Linked DNA regions of Homo sapiens: region 2 is linked to region 1. Evidence: chromatin loops called from intact Hi-C (ENCODE). Cell type or tissue: Caco-2. All regions are shown on one strand. Each heading gives the region's core, and the rest is flanking DNA. Links, peaks and the distances in the headings are about the cores only.

Region 1 (8,570 bases), core at 356-8,355:
GGCACTGGAGGTACTGCCCTCAAGAACTGTAAAGTCTACCTGCTTGACACCTGCTACGTTCTACTCTTCTCTGCCCAATCCCCCAAAAAACTTAAATTCTACCTTAAATTATCTTTCTACACTCTTCAATTAACTGGTTTTTCCTCTTGATTTTTTTTTTATTCTGTAATTGTAGCAACATCCATCCAAGCATTCTTACATGAAATCTTGGAATCATATCTTCTCCCTGCTTACATTCAATAAATTCCTAAGACTTGTAGATTCTTACTCAGGAATTTGTTTCACTTTTCTTACCTCTATTTTCTCTCTCACCAACCTGATTCAAGACCTCATCATTTCCTATCTTTCTTTACCTAAACTTCCCATTAGAATTCTATGCAATTTACCAGATCAACCATTCCAATCCCAGTTCTGGCTATATCCTATCCATCTCTGTGGAATCCCATAACATATTGTTAAATCCTCTTCTTTACTCCATTTTGCCTTAAAGTAATTTTATCACTGAATTTTGCACTTTTGGAGCAGAGAACCTGTGTTTTCTCCTCTATAAAGAAGCATCTAGCAGAGATTTGCCTATGGAAGTAATTAAGAACATTCTACTGAAACTGAATTCAATTTAGAAAGGCTTCTTTGAAAAGAACACATCAGTTATACCAATTTCAGTTTTTCTTCAAAGCAGCTGTCAACACTGTAGATATTATTAGAAAATATTGGTAAGTTTACCAAATATATCATGAAGGACTAATCTGTAGAAAACAAGTGAGTTAATTTCAAACTTTGTACAACTTTTTCTCTCCCTCATTTTCTTAATTTTTGGGTTTATTTGACTCCATGTATGCCGTGGTGTTATGGTATTCCCCAAATGTGCATATTGAACTATACATAAACACATGTACACACACTAGATAATTGTCAATAAATTTAAACCTAGTTTTAGAGAAAGGGAACAGGTTCACTTTACCTGAAGAGGAAAAAATCTGGGTTAACTCATGTACTGAGTTAAATTATTGAACCTGAAATTCAGTGGTCCATGAGTGATTAATAGAGGAAACACACTTAATGAGGCTGAGGACTAATATTTGTTTTTAGGGATGTTACTCCTACAGTTGTTGTTCTATAGAATATCACATAAAAATTATTGCCAGATGTAACTTTAATTAAGAGTTGGGTAAATACATGCGTCATTTATCAATATAAACAATATGAATTTGAAGGGTTATATAAATATGGTCATATCTCTTATATTTCATTTATCTTTTCAGCCCTGGTACTTATGGAGTTTGGTATAAAGACGGTAGTCAACAAGTCCTTGATGAACTGAATGTGCTCATTCTTTTATCTCCTATGCTCTTGAGGAGTTGAAACTCTTACTTGCAATTGTTTGTTAAGCTAGGCAAAGACCTTAGGAGCCTTATTGTCAATGGGCAGATCAGTTGAAGAAAAGAATTAGAGCAAAAATATCCCAAGGCAGGCCAACTTTGCCTAGGCAAAGATTTGTATACAGATCTAACGAGTTTATGTGGACCCTATTACCTTACTACAGCATTAATGAGGGCTGAAATTGGAGCTATTCCTATTACATACTGTAGTATGCAATAAAGTACCATGCAATAAAGATAATAGCAACTTTATAGGAAGAGGTTGAGAGGAATAAAGACTAAACCCCTACTACAGATAAGGCAAGAATACTGCATGTAAACAGATGGAACATTTACGGTTTCCTCAATCCTTCTCTTACAACAATGCCTGCTTTAGCCTTACTACTAAAGTGTGGTCCATGAAACATCAGCATCACCTGGGAACTTGCTAGAAATGCAGAATCTCAGACTTTCCCCAAGACCTAAAGTATCAGTCTATATTTTCACAAGAATCCAATGTGATTCATAAATTTAAGTGCTCATGAGAAACAGTTTACTTGACATTGTATAAAGTAACACAAGGTACTAGTAGTGAATCGTGGATTAGAACTAGCACTGGACCATTCTTGAAATATTGAAATGAGACAATGCTACATAAACATATTAATACTAATAACATAACAGCATACTTGATTCCTGCTCTGATTTATATTTGAATCCATTATGGACATAGCAAAGAACTGGGAAACTCAGGGATATATTAGACATTTGTCATCCACAAAACACCTTCCTCAGGGAAGACTTCAACTCTCAATAGACAGTAATGCATGAAGGTCTCCATATAAGTATGCAAAACGCATGAAAGCACACACATGGCAGCAAAGGCAATACTATCACTTACTCTTAAGCCTTAAAACCTACTACAGGAAAATATCATTGGCAATATTTAGTAAAAGTACAAGCACATTCAACTGCCCATGAGGCATTATACATTGAGGCATGGATAGAGGAAAAGTCACATCAGTCCAAGAAATTAATTGTAGTCCTATTTGCACCTGTTTTAGGAAAATAAAAATAAATGTGTGTCCATTCAGGATTAGCTTTTCAAAGCTAGTCTTCCAACCCCGGGAGACACCAGAAGTAATGCAAGCCTCTATAACACATCCATTTGAAACCCCCACAGATTTTGCTATAGAACCTTGGTTCCAAACCTTCCTGCCTCCAGGGTTCTGTTGGAACATGTAGAATATAAAAGGTCACAAAGATACCTGAGCAGGATCCATATCCCGCAACAGAGAACAACTGGAAAAGGGAATTCTCTGAAGACAGCCTTCAGTGTAACCTAAGTCAATGCCCCAGGGGAAAGGGATATTAAGGACAGCTATAGCTGAGTCTCCTTAGGGAGAAAATCAGAATGGGTACAGCAATCAGAGGCCTGTGCTGGGCCACACAGGGAAGATCTTTGCCGGTGTTTTAAATTGCATGCTTAGCCAAATCGTGAAATAGTGCTCTTTAGGACTCAGCGCCTTTCTCAACTTGGACCTCGCTTTGCTTGTGATGGCCCGTCATGGTCACCAAGGAGCTGCAGTTATTCATTATGGATTATGTGTACACATTTCAGCAAGGCAGTATCCATCTCTGTCCTCCCTATCAGACATCACAAGGTTAATGTGGAAAATGCTATCTGAGTGTTAATCATGTATGAAAATGGCTGCTGAGCGGAAGAGGGTTGGGAGGACTATGAGGAACCAAGAAAATGCATTCCCTTTCTAGAATATGCATGCGTTGGGAATCGATAAACTGAGATGCATATCCTTGCAACTTCAGGGGAAAAATGGATGACAACTTGCCTCCTTTCTAGGACACAATCAGTATTCTCACTAATCGCGTCACATACAGCATCGTGCTTCAGGCTTCTGTCATCTGGAAGCCTTTCTGTTCTCTTAAAAGTCTTTAAGGGCAATGTATTTGGGGCTTTGCCACAAAAAAAGGAGGAGTGGGATGCTATAAAAAGGCAAATGCTGTTATATATCATACACGGAGGATTTGTTTTCCTTTTTGCTGTTAGTGGCATTGTGAGATGAGATGTTCTACAAAAGTGAACCCTTGTAACTGAAGTCTTTTCGTTTACATGCCCAAACTTTCCATTTTCATTTTAACCATTTTAAATGAGATGCTTTTTACATTTTTAGACTACATACTTGGATGTGCAAAAATTACAACGCTCTTTATTTCTTTATAATTAAATTTACATTAGCACATGAGCCATTGTTCTCCACCTTTGCCAATTAAAGGCAACCTAGTCTCTCCAGTCAAAGTTCCATCTCTTCTGAGTAACTGCTCAGTCCATTCAGAACTCTCTCTCTTCACATTCTTCCTTTCCTTCTCACCAAATATCTGATGGGTTCCGGAGAAAGATGAGCATGCAGGGGAGAGGCGTGTATCACCACTTGTACTTAACGCCTTTTCTTTTTTAAATTTTTATTTTTAACTGACAAATAATAATGGCATATAGTTATAGGGCACAATGTGATGTTTTCATACATGTGCATGTTGCAGAAAGATTCTACCAAGCTAATTAACATGTGCAGCACCTCACTTATCCTCTTGCCCTTTATGTTATCCTCATTGCTGCTGGCCCCTGCCCATGTCAGCCGGGGCTATACACGCGGCCTCCTGACTGGAGAAAGTATGTCGAGTGTGCAGGCTCATCTCATCCACTTCAGAGGAGTGATGCTGAAGGGAAGGGTCACTGAACTCTTTTCAATGGATTCCCCCACTACATTAGAGAACCCTGAAGAACTTATGACCTGGGAGATCTACTGAACTATTGCTCCTGACTATCCTCATGTGCCATTGGACACGTGCCTTATCTAAGAGTCTCTCAGTGTTCCTTTAATATACCCTGGAGCAAAAGGCGCTGCTTTCAGACCCTCCAGATTGATCTAAGATTTTAATCACTACCCCCTACCCCTTATCAAAGTAGGAGGGGGCACTGGGCCTTTCTCAACGACCCAGGCAGTATCTAAGCTCCAGTCACATCCTCCTCTAATTCTGTTGCCCTCTCTGACCAGGAAATGGCATTTATCTCATCAGGCATTCCTCCCACTCTAGGGGTTAAGGTCCAAATTCTATGCTCTGAATCTCCCAGGCTTCAGGCCTTACTATTTAAAGGCAAGCTTCTGGAATTCATGAAATCTAATTTTCTGACCTGAGTTTCTGGTTCCTTCAATTGAAAGCTGTAGCTTTTAAGACTTTTATCTATGCTATAGATATACAAAAGTATGCACAAGAGCTCAAAAGCCTAGAATTTACTCTTTTCTTTCTGTATCATCTCAGCCCTGCATAGCAGAGCAATATAGATAACTTTCACTGCTGTTTCGATGATAAGAAGTGAAGAGTTAGAAGGAATTGGAAAAATACACAGCTTAATATCAAAGTATTACACTGCTACACGTGACTTATTTACTTCCTAAAGAGGGGATGCTGAACATAATTGTGCATTTTCTGAATAATGTATGCTGCTTATTGGCCTGGGTTGTAAGCAAATGCCTTTTAGTTTTACTGTTTCTGCCTTTCCCATCAGGCTATCAACTATCACTGCTATTTTGAAGGCTACCTCCAGATCTGCCTCTTTTCTAGTTTCTAGTTTCTTGCCTGTTATGAGCTGGATAACCATATAACCGAGCTTGTTAAAATTGAGTATTAAAGGAAAGTCAATAAGAAGTCCTGGCCCGAGAAGTTAAGTGCATGCCTTTGTAACCGCTATGTCAGCCTAAGAGGCTGTTTTTTTTTCTTACTTCTAAGTTTGGGCTGAGTTTTCAAGGGTAGAGGTTGTCAGAAATTCCACCTCTGAATAAGTGGATCATTACTATCATTTAAGGCATAGTTGGTATCATTCTCCTTCATAAAATTGACACAATAAATGCCTTGAAATTGATACCATGAGCATCATGTTTGAACTTAAAATGGGAGTCAAAGCCCCATTTTCCAATATATCTAGGTTATTTTCAGATATCTACAAAAAAGCAAGCATGCCATTAGAAAGCAATGGGTTTTTCTTTCTCTCTGCTTTCATTGACAAAAGTATATTTTCATTTCTCTTTCCCATGAGAACACTGACTTCAGTTATTCAGAGTTCAGATTTTTGACCCAGCTGCCACTGCAAAGGTTTCAACTGAACATCTTCAATTGTGAGAGATCAGTACACAAATTGGGCTATAAAACCATGGCATTTCCTTATAATTGCTTGAGAATGTCTCAGATTAGGAACAAAGTCAAAGATAAAAATATAAGGCACTCAGATCAATCTTTAGGAAATTCTTAATCATCTAAATAAATATATTATGCAGCAATTCTTTCATTCAGCATGTTGACACCTTGAGGGGAATAATATCCTAACTTCAAAGCTGAGGGCTTTTAGCTTTAGGGCTGCTCATTTTTCTCAAGTATCAATAGCAAAGATGCTCCAGGTGAATAGATACCAAGGATCAGCCATACAAAGCCAATATATTAGGGGTATATTAGGAGTATATTAGGAGGTTCACTCTTCCTAGTTACTAAAACTGAAGACATTCAGCATTAACTCACTGGAACTAGAGCCTTTTGTCTAGTCGATTTTTTATTTGTTTTGTTTCTCTTTTTCTCCACCTCACACTTGGCTAATAGGAAGAATGCAATAGCAGGCGAGATATTCAAACTTACTCATGTTCTACAAATAAACACCTCATTAGCTTCAATCTTTTTACACTGCTGGAAAACGCAGCATCCATATTTTGCTACCTGCTCCTAGCAGTAGCTCCATGGTTAATCTCCTGTACCTCTTGGTTTAATAGGATTTTTCCTCTTGCCTTTGCTTGTGTTGCACACTCTTAAAACAACTCTTCATACCGAGTGAATACAAAATAAACAATTGATGAATTCATTCATTTCTTTAGGAAATATATATTTGCACACTAAGTGTTATATCAACAAATTAATACAGTTTCTGCCTATATTAGTAATCCATTGCTGCATGAAAATATTACCACAAACTTAGCAGCTGTTTTTGGCAGCTTAAAACAACACACATTTATTATCTCACAGCTTCTGTAGGTGAAGAGTCTGAGCACTGCCCTCGTAGGCATTATAATCTAGTGAAGGATACAGTTAAATAAATTATCAGGTACATCATGTTGTAATGAGCAGGGCCTACCCCTTAGACCCAAGCAGAAGAGAGGATGCTATGAATGGGCATGAATGTGTGGGCTGCAGTGTTCATATGCATGCCTAGGAGGCTCCTTGAGGTGAAGCATATAGCTGGAGATGGCAAAAGGAGTGGGACAGGAGTAAAGATAGCTCTTTCCCTGTGCCATCAAGTTCTGCCTGAAAACTTGGGACGTCTGAGAATTCTACATTTGAATCAGGCTTTCCAGGTTATCATGAATGTGCATTTGTCAGCTAAGAATAGGATGTGTGGGCCACTGTCTATTCTTGCACCAGGCTCTTCAGATTTCAGGGGTAGACCTGATGCTAATACCATGATATAGGTAATTCTTGGGAAAGAGTTCAGATGAGAGCTACATAACCTCAGATTAGGAATTATTCTAGAGGTGGAGTGGGAGTATTGGGGGACACACCAGCCATGAGAATGAGCCTCTCAGATTCTGGGGGCAGGGAGTATAATTGAGCAACGTCCTCAGCTACTGTGCTGTGAAATCCACCACCATGTTTGCACCAAGGCCGCTGCTCTCAGCCAGTGACTGGGTTGCTCTCACATCAGGGATTGTGTGGGTTGCTCCCAGCCAGAGATTGAGTGTGGCAGGGATATTAAAGGAGACCCATTCCCAGGAGATGTAGGATTCCTCCAAAGGTTGACTTTGCCTTAACGACTCCCCAGTGGCCTTCTAAACTCTTCATAGAACTGCTCGACAGTCCCATACACTTCCCTCCAGTCCTTCTTCCTTCCTTCCCCTCTCTTTCATTCAAGGTCAGCCTCCCAGAGCTGTCTGGCGGCTTTCTTAATCTCAACCAGCTTCCTCCCTATTTTCCCTCACTGGTCTTTTTTCTCTAAATTCATTGCATGTTTAGTCCTATTTTGTATAATGCCTTCTACCAATAAGTTTCTTCCAATAAGATTATTCTAGGAAGCCTTCCTTGTTCCCCTGTGTTAATCCAGGTCCTCTGACAAGTCTGTGCTCAATAACTCTGCAGGACAAGCAATGGCAAGCCAGATTGTAGTGGCCCCTCAAATCACATGCAGTCGTCATCTCAGCAACACATCACAGAGTCAGAAGAAAATTTCCCATCCTCTAGGGGAGGTGACATTGCCTAGGATGACTGCAGGGGTTCAAACCCTGGCTCCTCACATATAAGCTGTGTAAATTGGGCAGATTATTCCATGGGTGTGCCTTAGTTTCTCTAATTGTAAAAGGATGAAAATTGTAGTGCCTATCTCATAAGATTATAGGGAGAATTAAAGGAGTTTATTCCTGTAAACCTTTAAGAACAGCACTTGGCTCCATAGGAGTCATTCAAATACAAGGTATAAAATAAGGAAAAAACAAAGCTTTAAGAACTGTAAATCTTCTTAACAATCTTGAAAATCTTGGCACCTAAAACAAAGCTACATTTGCTTTTAATTTTCTACAGAGAAGCTTCCCAGAAATGGGAACAAATGACTGCCTTTTTTCACATAACACATTATACAATAGGATTTGTAAAAAGCAATGTATATTTCAGGGGGACCATGAATCTGTGTTTACATTTGAAGATGTGACTAAAATATTGCCACATTTATAAAAGTTATCATAATCTTATCTTTTAGAATGTTTATGGTAGAAAAATTGTCCTGTGTCACAGGTATCTGCAGACCCCTCGTTAAATGTCAAAAATCTCCAGAAATCATATTATTGTAAAGTAGAATGGATGGCGCCAGATATGCTTGCTTACTTAAGCACTTGTTTAATTTACTTCAATAACTTTTTAAAATATTGAGATAAAAATTGGTATTTTAGTGTAAGTCTGTGTGTCAGGGAATTTAGACAATTTAGAGCTGCTATATCATTCTGCTAAAGGTTGAATTTCACCAAACATAAAAAAAAAATTATCACAGCCCAGTAAACTTTAATGTTCAAAACCAGGTCTTTTTAACTCCTAAAATACTGAATTTTGCCTCTTGAAATACAGCATTCAGAGCTGTGTTTTTCTAAAACATATTTTCTGATGGAAGTA
Region 2 (8,570 bases), core at 119-8,118, 54 kb after region 1:
GCCATGAGGAAAAAACCATACTTGATTTTTATCTCCTTTCTAAGAGCAAAGATTTTTCAAATAATCAAATGAAGCCAGTATGGTTCTGTAGTCTAAGGATGTCTCATGTCTTTCCTGAGGAGTGCACAGTTAGCGGCTGCTCACAAAGTAACTGGGAGTAAGTGCATTGATTCAGATGCTTCATGACTATCTGCCCCATATTTTATTTCAAATGACATCTCCACCTGCCAATAAATAATCCAATGGTCGTTTTATGTTCCATTCTAGAAACCAATTTTTTTCTTTTTTTCAACATATGGAAGAATACTCACGGTTGAGAATATGAATTATTAAATAAAAAATTAGAAATTAAGATAGGAATTGAGAAAATTAAAAAGTCATTTCAATATCTAAGAAGGAGAAAATAATTTCAAACCACTAATCTTTAGAAGGCAAAACCAAAGCTTCATTTTACAAACTTCCCTTCTACCCTGTTACTTAACTAACTGTCTAAATACTCAATGTCTGAATTTCTACAGTGGTTGAAAAGCTGTGCTCAACTACTACGACGCAAATCTTCAGAATTAGTTCTTGATTATTTTCCTGAAAGGCTCAAGCTTAATACTAATTCTCTGGTTCATCCTTAACATTTCTATAGGAAATTGATAGATATCAATATTAACATTTCATAAATTCTACAAAATCTTTAAGAGAGTGACACACTTACACTACTACTAGTGAATAGATCCCAACCAGCCCAAGGGAAATTCCCTATGTTGCTTTAGGCCACAGTCATCATTAATAGAGTTATAACGTATCTTAAATTTAAACTTTATAGTTAGCAATTAAAGTTACTCAAAAGTGTCCAGGAAGTGATGTTAAGCTACCAGGGCATGACTGACTACAGAAGATTTAGAGATAAATCTGAAACTGGAAAGTTGACAAAGACACATGTTAAATTTTTTTATATTTTTTATAGTTATGTAGGCATTCATTTTTTTCAACAAACATTTTCTAAATGCCTACTTTGTGCCAAGCATCATTTTAGATCATTAGGATGTATCCGTTAACAAAATTCCTGCCCGGAAGGAGCTCAAATTTTACTAGGTGGGGACAGACAATCCACAATATATATAATAAAATAAATAAAATGTATACTATCTTACAAGTTTATGAATGCAATGAAAATAAAAATGAAGATCAAGATTGTTGGATAGTATGGGGAAGAATATTTTTATCTTTCATCAATTGTATTGTATGTACACCAAGAAACAGCTAATACTTAAAAATCATTATTACAAGTACCATTTGTTTCTTGCAAATATTCATTGGCTTTTATAGTACAAAATTGTCCATTTTCCCTACATCTCTTAAGTGTATTTGTAATTGGAATAAAATATACAGCTACAAAAGAAAAAAAGAGAAACATATGTCATCTTAAATCTGTTGGTATCTATTTCATTCCAAAGGTGATGTCACGTCATTCAAATTAATAAAATTATGTTCTGACACTGTATACTAAAAACAGTATCTGTAATCTCAGGGAAAAGCAGCTGCTGCTTTAAAACAGCTGTTGACCTAGTGTGGAACCAATTTATTTCCATTGATGTCGTAACTATGAGAGCTTCAATAACATTCCAACGTAGCTATACAACCATGTTTATTTTGTAGGTGACTGTTGCTTTAATTGCAGAAGTACATTTTCTTTTACATGTCTCTAGTGACTCCATTGTTACAGAAAAAATGGTGGGCAGCAACATCCAGAGGATGTTAGCCACAATAATTGAAGCTCTATGCATATTCTCCATCTCTCTGCAAAACTGCATTTGTTTCTCACTTAGAATTCAAGAAACATTAATGGAATGCCTACTAAATTTCAGGATTTTTGCAAGAATATAATGTTGAACAAATTAGGTTCCTTATCCTCAAGCAACTCTCTCTTAGAAAGGTTTGCAAAATGCATAAATAGCTGTAAATCCAAAAGATATCTGTAATTGGATAAACACACTAGATATTTTGAACTGTATTCTGATTTGGCCATTGTTATGTAGCATCCTAGATCTCAGAAATGTCACTCTAAGCTTCTTGGGCCTATTATTTTTATTTGCTTAATTTTTCTATTTCATATCACACTTGCAATTTTGAAATTTGCAATAGTGAATCAAGATATAGAAAGAGTATACTTATGAGTATACTTATGAGTAGAGCAGGCAGGCAAGCAAGACACACCTTTGTAAAGACCACCCTGTACAATAATGAACAGTAAGGAAAAGAAGGGATTAGAAAAAGGAGTGTATTTATTGGTAGCTTAGCAAGAACAAGGTCACCAATCAAAATAGAGGCTTCTAATCTTTTGTGCCACAGACCTCTCCTCAGAATAATGTTTTTAAATGCACGAAGTAAAATAAATAGCATTACAAAGAAAACCAATTAAGTACAAGTATCAAATTTTTATTGTCATATAGTAATATATATGCTTCTTTTATAGCACATTAAATCATAAGAGGTAATAGTATATCTAATAACACCTATAATTTTAAAATAGTGAGTGTAAACGATATTTTGAAGTATCTGCAACAACTGTGATGTGATATAAAAACATCTGTGATTTCTATTGATGATAAAGTCACAGGTGCTCCTACAGAGTGGTTTGTTGCCTTCATTCATAATTGAAATATGTGCCAAAGTTCATATGCATAACATGTTATATTTTACTGATTATAAAATGTACTGTTCACATGCCTGCCCTCAGTCACTGGCCCGTGGTACAGACCTAATTCTTACCAATGCTCGTGTCATTCAGCAATCTAACTTCCCAGTGCCTCACAAAAGCAACATCTTATTAACCTCCCACATTTTACACAGAAGCATAAACCTCATTATGCCCTTCGGACTTCCCTGTCACCAATATTACCGGACTCCTGATAATGTGCACTTGAAGTTCTATTTACCCAAAATGCACCACCATTAACTGTCATTTTTGAAACCACAAAAATTATATAATACTAATCATTACTTTAGCTTTTCAGAAATACACTAAAAAATACTGGTTACAGCACCAAGACAATTCTATTAAGACATACAATCAAGCTTAGATGGTTTGCAAAGTCAAGACATGAAGGAGGAATCAATTAGTTAACAACTGACAACAAAAAAAATACTTAAGCAATGGGAACTCCCTGAATTCTGTTATTCCGGGAAAAGACTGTCAAAGCTGGTGCTAAAAGATGAAAACTGTGTCAACAAAGGTAGAACATCTATTGGAATGCAGACAGACAGTCTGGTTTCTTCAGAGCTCAAGTGTAAAAAAAGCAAGACATACTGTTTGATTCATGTGTTGGTGTGGAATCATGTGGCATTCAATTTCTAGAGTAGTTTCGTCTATGACACCTACAAGAAATATTTATTATATGACAAAGTAGGGTCATTCACTCATTGAAAAGAGAAGAACCAGACATATAATTTACACATGAAACATCCTAGATCCACTCAGAGTGTTAGCAACATGCGGATCACATGAACACAGCAGCTTCTATGTCAATAGCTTCTCTGCTGTGCAGAAAATAGTGCCTTTGAAGGCAAAAATGAAAGGAGTGCATCTTAAGCAACTACAAAGGAATACTGATTTTCACCAGACTAGAAAAAGAGATGGGAGATATGGGAGATAAGATTAGAAAAGGAGAGGAAGAGTCAGACTCACAGCACTTAGGGAAAGTGCCCTCAAGAAAAGGACAAACATGGCCACACTATGTGCCCAAGGACGTGGGATCCTTGGCCATTGGGTTCCAGGCAACTCAATGCTCCTTGTACCCTGTGCGCCGCTCACAAACAAAAAGCTACAAAATTTCAAAACCCCATTATGACCTTGGAATATGGGAACATCATCTTCCCCCATTTTCTACTAACAGTAAGATTCTCAGATTCTGGTGCTGCCAGGCGGAACTGAGACTAAATTTTTCTATAATAAAAATAAAATCATAAATCATTCCTTGTTCTTGTTTTTTTCTAACAAGAAAAAAATGTGTTAGAAATTTGTGCCATATTTATTTCTGCTTTCTTAAACTGAACAATGAAAATAAAATGAAAATAAAATGTTGGAAGTCACACAATATGTGAGTGAAAAAAAAAACCAAACATTAAAAAGATAACAAAGAATACATATAGTAAAGAGACTTTGGATAAACCTCAAATAACAGCCTCAAACTCATTACCTGATGATTTTTGATACATGGTATAGACAGAATTCTTCTGTCCATAACTTATACTATTAGTCCATTTTTCATTTTCCTATACTTTTTCTGTGGCTGTTCATATTCATCCCCTAGTGTCTCAGAGCTGAAATAATTCTCTTCTGAGCAAAACTTCCCCTCAGATATATGTGCAGTTATTGTGTATCTCAAGATTTCTGAGTTGAAATTAATTTTTAATGTCTGTGCAATTATGTGAATCATTAAGATTGTGAAGATATTATCAACAAAGTAAAACAAAACGAATGATGAAGTTATGAGCTCATTAACCTCGACAGGGACCAATGAACTCTGTCTTATTACGTAAGACCGAATCTCACAGAGCCCACATTCATGCTGGTTACTTAATAAACCGTGAACAGAGACAGACACAAGGCATAAGCTACCAATACATTCCTTTTTCTAATCTCTTCTTTTCCTTACTCTTCATTATTGTAAAGGGTAGTCTTTACAAAGGTGTGTCTTGCCTGCCTGCCTGCTCTACATATGAGTATACTCTTTCTATATCTTGATTCACTATTGCAAATTTCAAATTTGCAAGTGTGATATGAAATAGAAAAATTAAGCAAATAAAAATAATAGGCCCAAGAAGCTTAGAGTCTCCAGTTACTGCAGTCATTAGAAACTGCACCAGCATCCTGATCCAGGTGGCACTGGGGTAATTGACAACTTCCAGGAAAGGGAGCACCCAAGAATGTCACAGAGAGAGAAATTGGCACAACCCCAAAATACTTTGTTTGGTGTGTTTTAAGCTCCAAATAGTAAAACAAAAAATGTCTGAAACATAAATATGTGATATTGCAAATTAGAAAAAAATAGGGAGAATTTTATTTTTATTGTAGAAGGAAAAATAGACATAACAGTTTCAATTCAGAATATAAAAATCACTACAGAGAATGGGTTAGAAATAAATATTAGTGGCTTTTGGAGGAATAGTACTTATGGGAGATTATATACATATTTTTAAATGATTACGCCTCTCCTCATGAGAGAATTATCCACCTCCACCCTATTGATATCAGCCTTTATGTGTCACACTTGGCCATTAAAATAAAAACAACGAGATATACCACTTCCAAAGATAAGCTTTAAGTGTCATGTTCTCTTGTGCCCTGTCGTGAGATTGGTATGACCCAGGTAGGGGCTACTTCTTCAGTCTGGATCCTGCAATGAAGTTGTCACAGCACAGAGTGACAGTTCATTAAGGATAAATAAGCAGTATAAGCAAGAAGTAAATTTTTGTTTTTGTAATCCACCAAGATTTGTAGAGTTTTCCTATTGCAACGTAACTTAGCCTATAATACAGGATTGGTGAGATTCCAAAGGCAAAAAGCAGGACCAGTGAACATCTTCTAGTACATACAAATGTACTCCAGCTATATACCATACTGTTACTTTTATCCTAGAATCCCAAGATAGACATGCTGCCTTCATCTTTGAGCCAAGAAGATAGTACCGGACCAGTACTGCAGGATACAGCCCAAAGTCAATGGTTTCTGCATTGTTCAACCTTTCTGGAGCACATAACTCGAAGTCTTGTATCTCATTAGCTTTGATAGCTCTACAGAATAGACCATCTAGCACTTTATTTCTCCTGATGCCAGGGGTCCTGTAGGGTTTGTAAACAAGACTTTGCCCCTTTTGTGTTAATAAGGAGTAGGAGGAGGTTAGACGAAGAAACTGTGGGGAGAAGAGAAGGTAGCATGTAAGAATCCCAGTCCATATACCCAGGCACACAAGATGTATAACTTTATTTTCTGAAATAATTTGATTCTGTATTTGACCTGTATTTCTTGAGGTCTTTTATTATTAGGTCAAGCTACAGTTTCAAGAGCTGATCTAGGGGGCTTCCTAAAAAAAAAACAGTAGAGAAGAAGGTTCTACATCATCAGTCCACACAGATTGTCACTGAGATATTTACTGTCCCAGTTCTTAAAGTTCCCTTGAAATTTGTGACTGGCAGGTGTTTCTGTGACACACCTGAGAAAGCCCTTCACGAGGCTGACTACAAACTACTTTGCCTAGCAATCTAGCAGCAGTTCCAGAACAAGGATCTTGCTCTCCCTATAACTGCACACTGGGAATCAGACCTCTCTGCTTGCATCACATTCATCTTTCCTCAGCTGGGCATCTCTAAAAGGAGGGGGAATTCTACTACCTTTGTTTGGGAACAAAATAGTTTTGTTGTTTTGTTTTGTTTTGGATTTTTTTTTTAATAGCTGGCAACTTCTACCTTCCTTAGGCTTAAATTTTCAAAGCAAATGCCAGAAAAAACCACAGACTACTTCTGCTTTGTATGCAACAACCACTCTACTCTGAGGTGGTACAAAGAAGCCAGACAATCTGACTGAATGGGAAGAAAAGCAAAGAGGCAAAGACAGGCAGCTAAATTTAAGTTAGCCTTCTGCACCCACTCAATATTACAAAAGCATTGTGGTAAGGCAAAATTTCTATGAGAGGCCCCTAAGATTCCATACTCTAATCACCAGACCTGTGAATGTGACATCACTTCAAGGTTATATTATGTGGCACAGTTTACCTTACAAAAGAGAGATCATTCAAGTGGGCCTGATCTAATCACAGGAGACTTCAGAGGAAAAGACACTTCTCTGGCTGGTAGCAGACAGGAAGCTAGAAGAGGAAGTCTCAGATATGCATGAGTAGGGCTCGATGCACACTTGCTGCTTTGAAATTGGAGGGTCCACAAGGAGCTGAGGGCACACCCCTGACAGACAGCAAGGACAGAGGGACTCAGACCCACAAACACAAGCAACTAGATGTGCCAACACTTGAATGGGCTTGAGAGCAGATTTTTCCTTAGAGCTTCCAGACAAGAGCCGACACCTTGTTTTTGACCTTGTAAGCCAAGAGCCCAGGTGAGCCCACCTGGGCTTCTGACCTAGAGAGCTGTGAACTAGTAAGTTTGTGTTATTTCAACCACCTTTGTGTTCACTTGTTACACAGCAACAGAAAACAATACAGTCCTATTTCCCATACCCAATTTCACTCCTGCAATAAGTTCACAAACTTCCTATGAACTATCAATAATTCTTCAAGGACCATTTTTCCTTAAATTGTTTAGTTTACCAAGAGTGACTGCCTCCCTTATCCTTCTTAGAACATTAAAATGGTGTTCATTAAATGTATATAATGATTGTACTTTTTTCTTTTTTAAGCTTTCCATGTGTGCTCACACTCATTTTAGATCCTTGCTTGGGATGGATCTAAATAGCACAAAAATGGCAATTCAATATCTTTAACCTAATAACTTATTTTGTCAAGGACAATCAGATTTTCTTCAATGTTGGGAAATATTCTAACACTATGCTTTGAGCTCTGAAGATGCGATTTCCTTCAATAATTAATAGAATTGAGATTATAAGAATAAAAAATGAATTTTTGCCAACGACTGCCTCTGCACACTGACTGCCTCTCAATTTTCCTTGGTTTTGAAAATTCAAGTTAGAAAATTAGTTATTTTCTACTAGTTTAATTCTGTAAGTCCAAAATATCAAAAATTATGTGATATGCTTCAACTTTCAATTTAATTAAGGCCATTTTACATCATTTGGTTTTATATGTTCATTTTCTTTGTTTTTATTAAACAACTCTGAAAGTGCAAGAATTTTTTGTTATTTCAAAACACATGAAAAAGTAAAAGTTTACTCTTGCTGTTTCTGGTTTTTAGCCAACAGAAAAAGTAGAAAGGTCAAAATAGCTGTTTCCATCTTAAGTCACCATTATACACTTATAAGCGCCCCTTCAGACAAGATTTCCAGCTTTCACCTCCTAAAAAAGGCTGGCATTTGGAAGGAAGCACCTCATTCAAGGAAGTTTGAAAAGCTCCAAAACTTGTATTCTATAACTCGGGAACATATCAAAGCCCTAATGTGCTGTGAAAATGCTTTTTGATTCTTGAAATGTTGCTTCTCTGTAATTCTGAGTCCCTCGTGTCAGTTTGTCAGCAATAAAAACATCATTATGTTGTGGTCCCTGAGGTTTTGATTGTTAAAAAAATGGTCTTCAACACTCAAAGTTCAGGCAGTGTTTCATTACACAATTTCACATCTGGGCACTAGTTTACGTTATCTAAAGGGAGCTGTAATTCTCCTTAGGAGATGACTAGAAATGAATTGGTTAATATACAATAAAACATAGTGGAGTAAGAGTTTGACTATGTGATTTATGGTGAACAAGGGCAGCCCCATTCTCTTGTCAGATTATCAAAGTAAGTTTTAAAAATCACTGCCTATGCCCCCTTTTCTATAAAGAGTTTGTGACCAAATTTGCATGCCAATACTCTTTCAGGGATTTCAATACTTGGGAAATGTGAATAAAAAGAAA

What was found. A loop is a pair of places that touch in the nucleus more often than their neighbours do. Peaks named below come from ENCODE experiments on the same cell type or tissue, not always from the same donor. Only the 100,000 strongest peaks of a DNase experiment are listed, where the experiment ranks them.
Region 2: it touches region 1 in a loop (8-fold over the local background); 1 of 110 quality-filtered maps calls a loop at or near these places.

What each region holds. Positions count from the first base shown.
Region 1 is chr14:48,958,981-48,967,550 of GRCh38, forward strand. All of the region lies in intron 4 of LOC105378178 (a long non-coding RNA gene), which reads right to left. Among named protein-coding and RNA genes, the nearest start is that of RPS29, 620 kb to the right of the region's middle. In Caco-2, for the core only: no CTCF peak of the experiment used is centred there; a DNase peak (open chromatin) is centred at 4,431.
Region 2 is chr14:49,013,115-49,021,684 of GRCh38, forward strand. All of the region lies in intron 4 of LOC105378178 (a long non-coding RNA gene), which reads right to left. Among named protein-coding and RNA genes, the nearest start is that of RPS29, 570 kb to the right of the region's middle. In Caco-2, for the core only: no CTCF peak of the experiment used is centred there; no DNase peak of the experiment used is centred there.